Regions from separate parts of the Homo sapiens genome. Here region 1 is linked to region 2. A link is an interaction called in ENCODE POLR2A ChIA-PET data of the cell type or tissue named here. Cell type or tissue: K562. All regions are shown on one strand. Links, peaks and the distances in the headings refer to the core of each region. The heading gives the core; the rest is flanking DNA. Region 1 overlaps NFIA (nuclear factor I A). Region 2 overlaps NFIA (nuclear factor I A).

The links. Peaks named below come from ENCODE experiments on the same cell type or tissue, not always from the same donor. Only the 100,000 strongest peaks of a DNase experiment are listed, where the experiment ranks them.
Region 1: POLR2A ChIA-PET joins it to region 2 with 5 read pairs; 3 of 35 experiments call an interaction of 5 or more read pairs at or near these places.

The regions. Positions count from the first base shown.
Region 1 is chr1:61,391,226-61,394,144 of GRCh38, forward strand. All of the region lies in intron 7 of NFIA (nuclear factor I A), which reads left to right. Among named protein-coding and RNA genes, the nearest start is that of NFIA-AS1, 140 kb to the left of the region's middle. In K562, for the core only: no CTCF peak of the experiment used is centred there; a DNase peak (open chromatin) is centred at 1,796.
Region 2 is chr1:61,331,536-61,334,454 of GRCh38, forward strand. NFIA (nuclear factor I A) reads left to right here. Exons shown (of 11, transcript NM_001134673.4): 4 at 977-1,051. Among named protein-coding and RNA genes, the nearest start is that of NFIA-AS1, 79 kb to the left of the region's middle. In K562, for the core only: no CTCF peak of the experiment used is centred there; no DNase peak of the experiment used is centred there.

The DNA of each region.
Region 1 (2,919 bases), core at 293-2,792, 60 kb after region 2:
AATTTTTAAAATTTTTTTGTAGAGACAGGGTCTCACTGTGTTACCTAGGCTGGTCTCGAACTCCTGGCTCAAGCAATCCTCCTGCTTCAACCTTCCAAAGTGCTGGGATTACAACAGCAAATAAGTTATGCCCTTAGATAACTAAGTACTGAGGATTTAAGACATACAAAATGCGAACACAAGGTTAAACCCCACTTCTTTATGAATCAAACACACACACACACACACACACACACACACACACACACACACACACACACACAGGCAGTTTAGAAGTAAAATTGCCTTGATTCTGGCAGGCGTGTGCCACCATGCCCAGCCTAATATATGTTTGGTTTTAATTAAGATCTACCTTGATAGACCTTAAGAGAAATGAGCTCAAAATTATTTGGTCCCCTATTTGTAGAATATTTCCTGTGGCATTTTAAGTTTTTCTCTCCAAACTAAGGTCCCTCCAGAAAGAACGTCCCCTGGCGTTTCACTACTACTGTAATTGTGGCACCCCCTCCCCTGGCCTAGGCCCCCAAGTGCTAGGTTTGTTCATCTTTCTCCTATCACATCCACAAACTTCTTTGCCTCTTAGGAAAGCTTTTAACTTAGTTGGAGAACATGCTGGTGATCCACTGAATCTAATTTGTCTCTCCTGGTTTAGTGCAATTGAATCATCTCAGGAAAATGAGAAGCAATTAGGTACCTGTTGCTAACAAGGCACTGAAATAATCTGCCAACAGACGCACGGTGTTTATTTATTATTGGAGTATGTCACTTGAGCAAACATTACGTTGCCTTTCTCCAAGAAGAATTGCCAGAATTGATTTTCAAATGCAGGCCTCATAGACCTAACAAGTACCACCTTTAAGGAGCATGGAACAGAGAAGCAAGAGGGCTTGTGAGCCTCGTTCAGGGTTAGTTCAAGTGCCAGTGCCTAGCCTAATGGGCAGCGTTGTGGATGGGATTTGAAGTTGCAGGACACTAAAGAAAAAGCAGCTTTTTTCTTTTTTTTTTGCAGAGGTCCTTTAAGTCCCAGTTCAGGAAATTATTAAATTCATTAGCCAGATACTTAGAACCAGCTATTACTGCCCAGCCAAAGGAAAAAAAGAGTGCCAGCAAATGTTTTAAAACTACAACTAAACAAAAGTCAGGAAGCGTGTAATTAAAACTGTACCTTTATTGTATTGTAAAGAGTTTCACTGTGACATGGAAAATATTTAAAGGAGAAGGCTGTTTAGCTAATTTGTCTGCAAGTGAACTGCCTAGTGGAACTATCCTAAATTAACTGTAAGGCCACCCACCGAGCCACCCTCATAAAGAGCCATGGCTGCTCAGCTTGGGTTTGTGTAACGTTCAATAATTACTAGATAAATGCACAACTAAAAGCTCTATTACACTAATAATTTGTACTGTGATAGATGTGTGGGACACCCTGCTGGGTTAATTTGTCATCCCTGCAGCAAACTTCTAAAGAGAGCTCTTCCGTAGTGGAATCATGTTAATATGTTGTCCCTGGGAGGACAGGTTAGAGCAGTGAGACCACTTGGCTCCTTAATCTCTTAAAGAGGCAAAGGGCCTCCAGGGTGAGTGCTGAAGAGAATAGGGTGATGAACCCAGGGGACCTGGATTTAAACTCATCTTCACAAAAGAAGCTGCTTTCCCTTGGAATTCCTTTGCCCCTTTCTCTCTGTCCCTCTCAGTCACACGCAGGCCTATGTGTCCCAGTGGTGCATGTGTGCGCACAGGCACACACAGGCATAGACCCACGTATCCATACATAGTGAAGGCAGTGGTTCTGAGCAAGGTTTCTTAGAAACCCCCTCATTTTAAGACTTCCTGGTATCGTACGCTTGGACTGTACCTTGCGTAGTCAGATAAGCCCCGTTCTTTCTGGTTTAGCTTAACCTAAGTTGATTCCATGTATAGACTCATTATTTATTTTCCTTTTTTCAGCATAGAATAAAAAATTCAAGATTGAACTTGTATCTCCTCTTTATGTGGAATGGTTTCTTCTGCCTCGCCCTCTCCCTCTCTCTCTCTCTCTCTCTCTCTCTCTCTCTCTCTCTCTCTCTCTCCCTCTTTCTCTCCCTCTCTCCCCGTCTCTCCCCCTCCCCAACCCCACCCGCACCCAGGTCTGCTATTCTCTGTGTGAGCTTTGTGCTTAGGCTAAATATCCTCAGACTGTGGCCCAGATAGCCACAGTGAGCAGCTCCAGCCTTAATTTCCACCAATTTAATAATCCCAAGAGAAAAAAGAGCAGCTTTTCAACAACAGATTTAGGGAAGGGCCTACTCCTGCATGCTTATGATTCTGATTATCTGGGTTTGGGTCATTTGCTCACTTTTAAAATAACCCTTATGTTTAAAAGACAATGGAGTGCCTCATTGGTGTGACCCGGCTTCCCTGTCCACCCATGGAGTCAGCGGGTTAAGTCCATCCTAACCACATAGGCTGAGGCTGAGGGACAGAGAGTTCCCCAAAGAAACATTAGAGCTCTGTTTCCAGAAGAAGGGGTGAAGAACTGCTGGGCAGGCAAAAATAATAGCTACCCCCAGGAGATAACAGCAAAGCTGGCCTGAGCACTGGCCAATGGGCTCAGCTTACTCACTAGCTGTGGCTTGTTCCTGCAGTTAGTGTTTGCAGAGCACAAGAAAAACCCAGGCCTATTTGTTCATGCCACAGACCCCCAGGGTCACTTGAAAACAGTTCGGCTCTTGATTCTCAATTAGCTGGTGTTACCTCATTGCATTGTATAATCCAGATTACTTTTCATGTATCTCTATTTATTCTAAAAACAATCCTAAGAATATTAAATAACCCAGAGTCTAGCATGCTGTTTGGCACACAGTAGATTCTCAACACATTTGTTGAATGAGTGATCCTACTATGAATGAGGCACCTGTGTACATTAATGCTAATCCTCAGAAA
Region 2 (2,919 bases), core at 311-2,810:
TTCTTATGTCAAAGAACAATTATTTCAAAAATCCCTTCGGCCAACAATTTTTTGACCCAGATTTTAAAGCAGGGAAAGACTAAGCTGACCTTGGAGTGATCTCTCAACTAGACTCTACCTGTGTGAGAGTCATAGAATCAGAAAATTTTAGAGGTAGAGTGGGAAACTACATACCATAGATTATGTGTTCCTTGTCATTTATAAGTTCTATGTTTCTGAATGCATCATAAAATTAAATGAGTAGTTGGTGATCGACATAATACCAGGTGTCTTAAAGGGAATTAATTGCATCCAGCAAAAATGAAGCAGAAACAAAGTTCGAAGATTAATCACTTTTTGAACCATTGATTTATTATCTTTTCTCAAAAAAATCAACAGACACAAAAAAAAATTTGGGGTGTATAAATAATCTGAATTTTTATTTGTGCTCAAAAGAATTTGTTTTCCTGTTTTGTGAGTTGGGGCTTGCTTTTTCTATTTTGACTTTTTAAAAATTCACCCTGTGGTGCCTCTAGAAAAGAACACCTTTAAATCTTGTTTGAGTTAAATGAATAGATAACTAATTCCAATCAAATGTTTCTTTAGAGAATAATGTTTAAAAAACTATGATGGAATGCAGCTCTCCTAGTGATTCTTAGATATGCTGTTTTTATCCCAATTGTTAAGGTCTTAGAGGTCACCCAAGGTAACTATTTATTGTAAATTGTCTTTTGTTTCATATTTCCGGTTGAATTTTTTTTAACCATTTCAAAAATCAGCTAGTTGTTGTACCATAGCTTTGCACAACCTTGAAATTCAAACCAAAAATCTATCTGCTTAGCTAAATGACTGTGCCCTCCCACATAAACCCCAAGGAGAGCAGAGAATGAGATTAGGCACCACATGTGTTAATCATAATGAAACTAATATTTAAAGCTCTGTTGTCAAATGTCTTGTATTTATGACACTTTGTTTTCTTTTGTTTTTGTTTCCCCAGGACATTTGGGCTTCCAGGACAGTTTTGTCACATCAGGTGTTTTTAGTGTCACTGAGCTAGTAAGAGTGTCACAGAGTAAGTATAATTTTGCTTTGATTTGGTACAGATTTGCCTTGGTTTGTGCTTACTTTCTGCCTAGGACTCCTAGAGACCAAAAAAAGCTTTCAGAATCTCCTTTTCATTCACCCATTGGAAGAATTTTGACACACAGTTTGTTTGACAACCAAGAATTTAAATCAGGAAAAATTAAATATTATTTTGATGTGAGGCATAAAAGAAAGACCAAAATCCTGAGGGTCTCATATATTCTGAGGCTTCCCTGATTTCTAAGAAATTCTGCATTTTAAAAGAATTTGTTTTTGACCTTTAAAAAATGCTAATGCCCTCAGTATGAGTGACACAGTCTGGGATGATCATTACCAGTTTGTCAATAATCACTAACAGTGAATGAAGAGTACCTGTCACCATCTTGCTCCATTGATCAAAGGCCCATTCAATTGATTGTAGTTTTGTTATGACATAATCTAGCATGCACGCACACACACACACACACACATACACACACACACACACACACACATACACAGTTGCCTTCCCTTAGGAATCTGTTTTTTCTTATTTAAAAGCACAAATACAATGATTATGATGTTCCAGGTCCCAGTAAGAAGAAGGAAAAATAAATACCAAATATTAAAATTTTATTTTGTTTTACTCCTCCAACTACTTCAAAATACCACTTGTAGGTAAAATTTACATGGTTAAAATTGGTTTTGAGCAGCATCAGCCCTTTGTGGAATGAGCTGGAGTAAAAAGAAACATTTTCATTTCAGGTTCATACCCCCCATTCACTGTGTTACAGGCTTGCAAGATTGACTGAGTAAGCCAGTCCATCTCAGGGCATGACGTCAGGTCAAACAAGTCAAGCCATCCTGGTCCCAAAATCCTGGATTTTGTCTGTTCTTATTTTAGCCACTCATAGGCTAGGAGAGTCTTGAGAGCACAGAATGTGATACACAGTGTGGGAACAGGGGAGAATCTAATGACTACTGTTCATTTACTGTCTGCCAGGCACTGTCGTAGGCCTTAGTGTAAGGTACATAAGTTAATCCTTGCAATAAGCTTTTCAGACAAGAAATTACCCCATTTTTAAAGATGAGTTAAATTGAGGGTCTATATAAGTTATTTATCCAAAGTCAAACAGTGAGGCCAGGCACGGTGGCTCACGCTTGTAATCCCAGCACTTTGAGAGGCCGAGGCAGGTGGATCACTTGAGGTCAGGAGTTTGAGACCAGCCTGGCCAACATGGTGAAACCCCGTCTCGACTAAAAATACAAAAAGATTAGCTGGGCATGGTGGTGCACGCCTATGGCCCCAGCTACTCAGGAGGCTGAGGCAGGACAATTGCTCGAACCCGGAGGGTGGAGGTTGCAGTGAGCTGAGATCACACTACCACACTCCAGCCTGGGCGACAGAGTGAGACTCCATCTCAAAAAACAAACCAACAAAAAATTCAAATAGCGGATAAATCGTTAAGCTAAGTCTCTATAATGCCAGTATCCGTACTCTTAGACTGGCCCAAAGGAACTTGAAGAGATCTATAGCATGAGACTAGACAGGGAAACAGTGGGAAGGTAACTGTCGGGGTTAGAATTGTGGGAGTCAAGGACTCCCAGGTTGATGCTGAGGTATTCCAGTGTAGAAGAGTTGGAACCCTAAGAAATGAGACATTAGGAGCAGCAGGTCATAACTTGGAAGAGAGAGGTTGCTGCCATGGTATTGAAGCGTACTTAAAGTACCAACCGGTTAAGTAGACACTACATTGCCTTGTTAAGCTGGAGAGGATATGCTCCCCTAGTTATAGCACAGCTGATTAGGCAGTTATTTGCCATAGACAAATAACAGTGCATCTGTATATATCTTTTTTTTTTAACTTCTTAGGACTT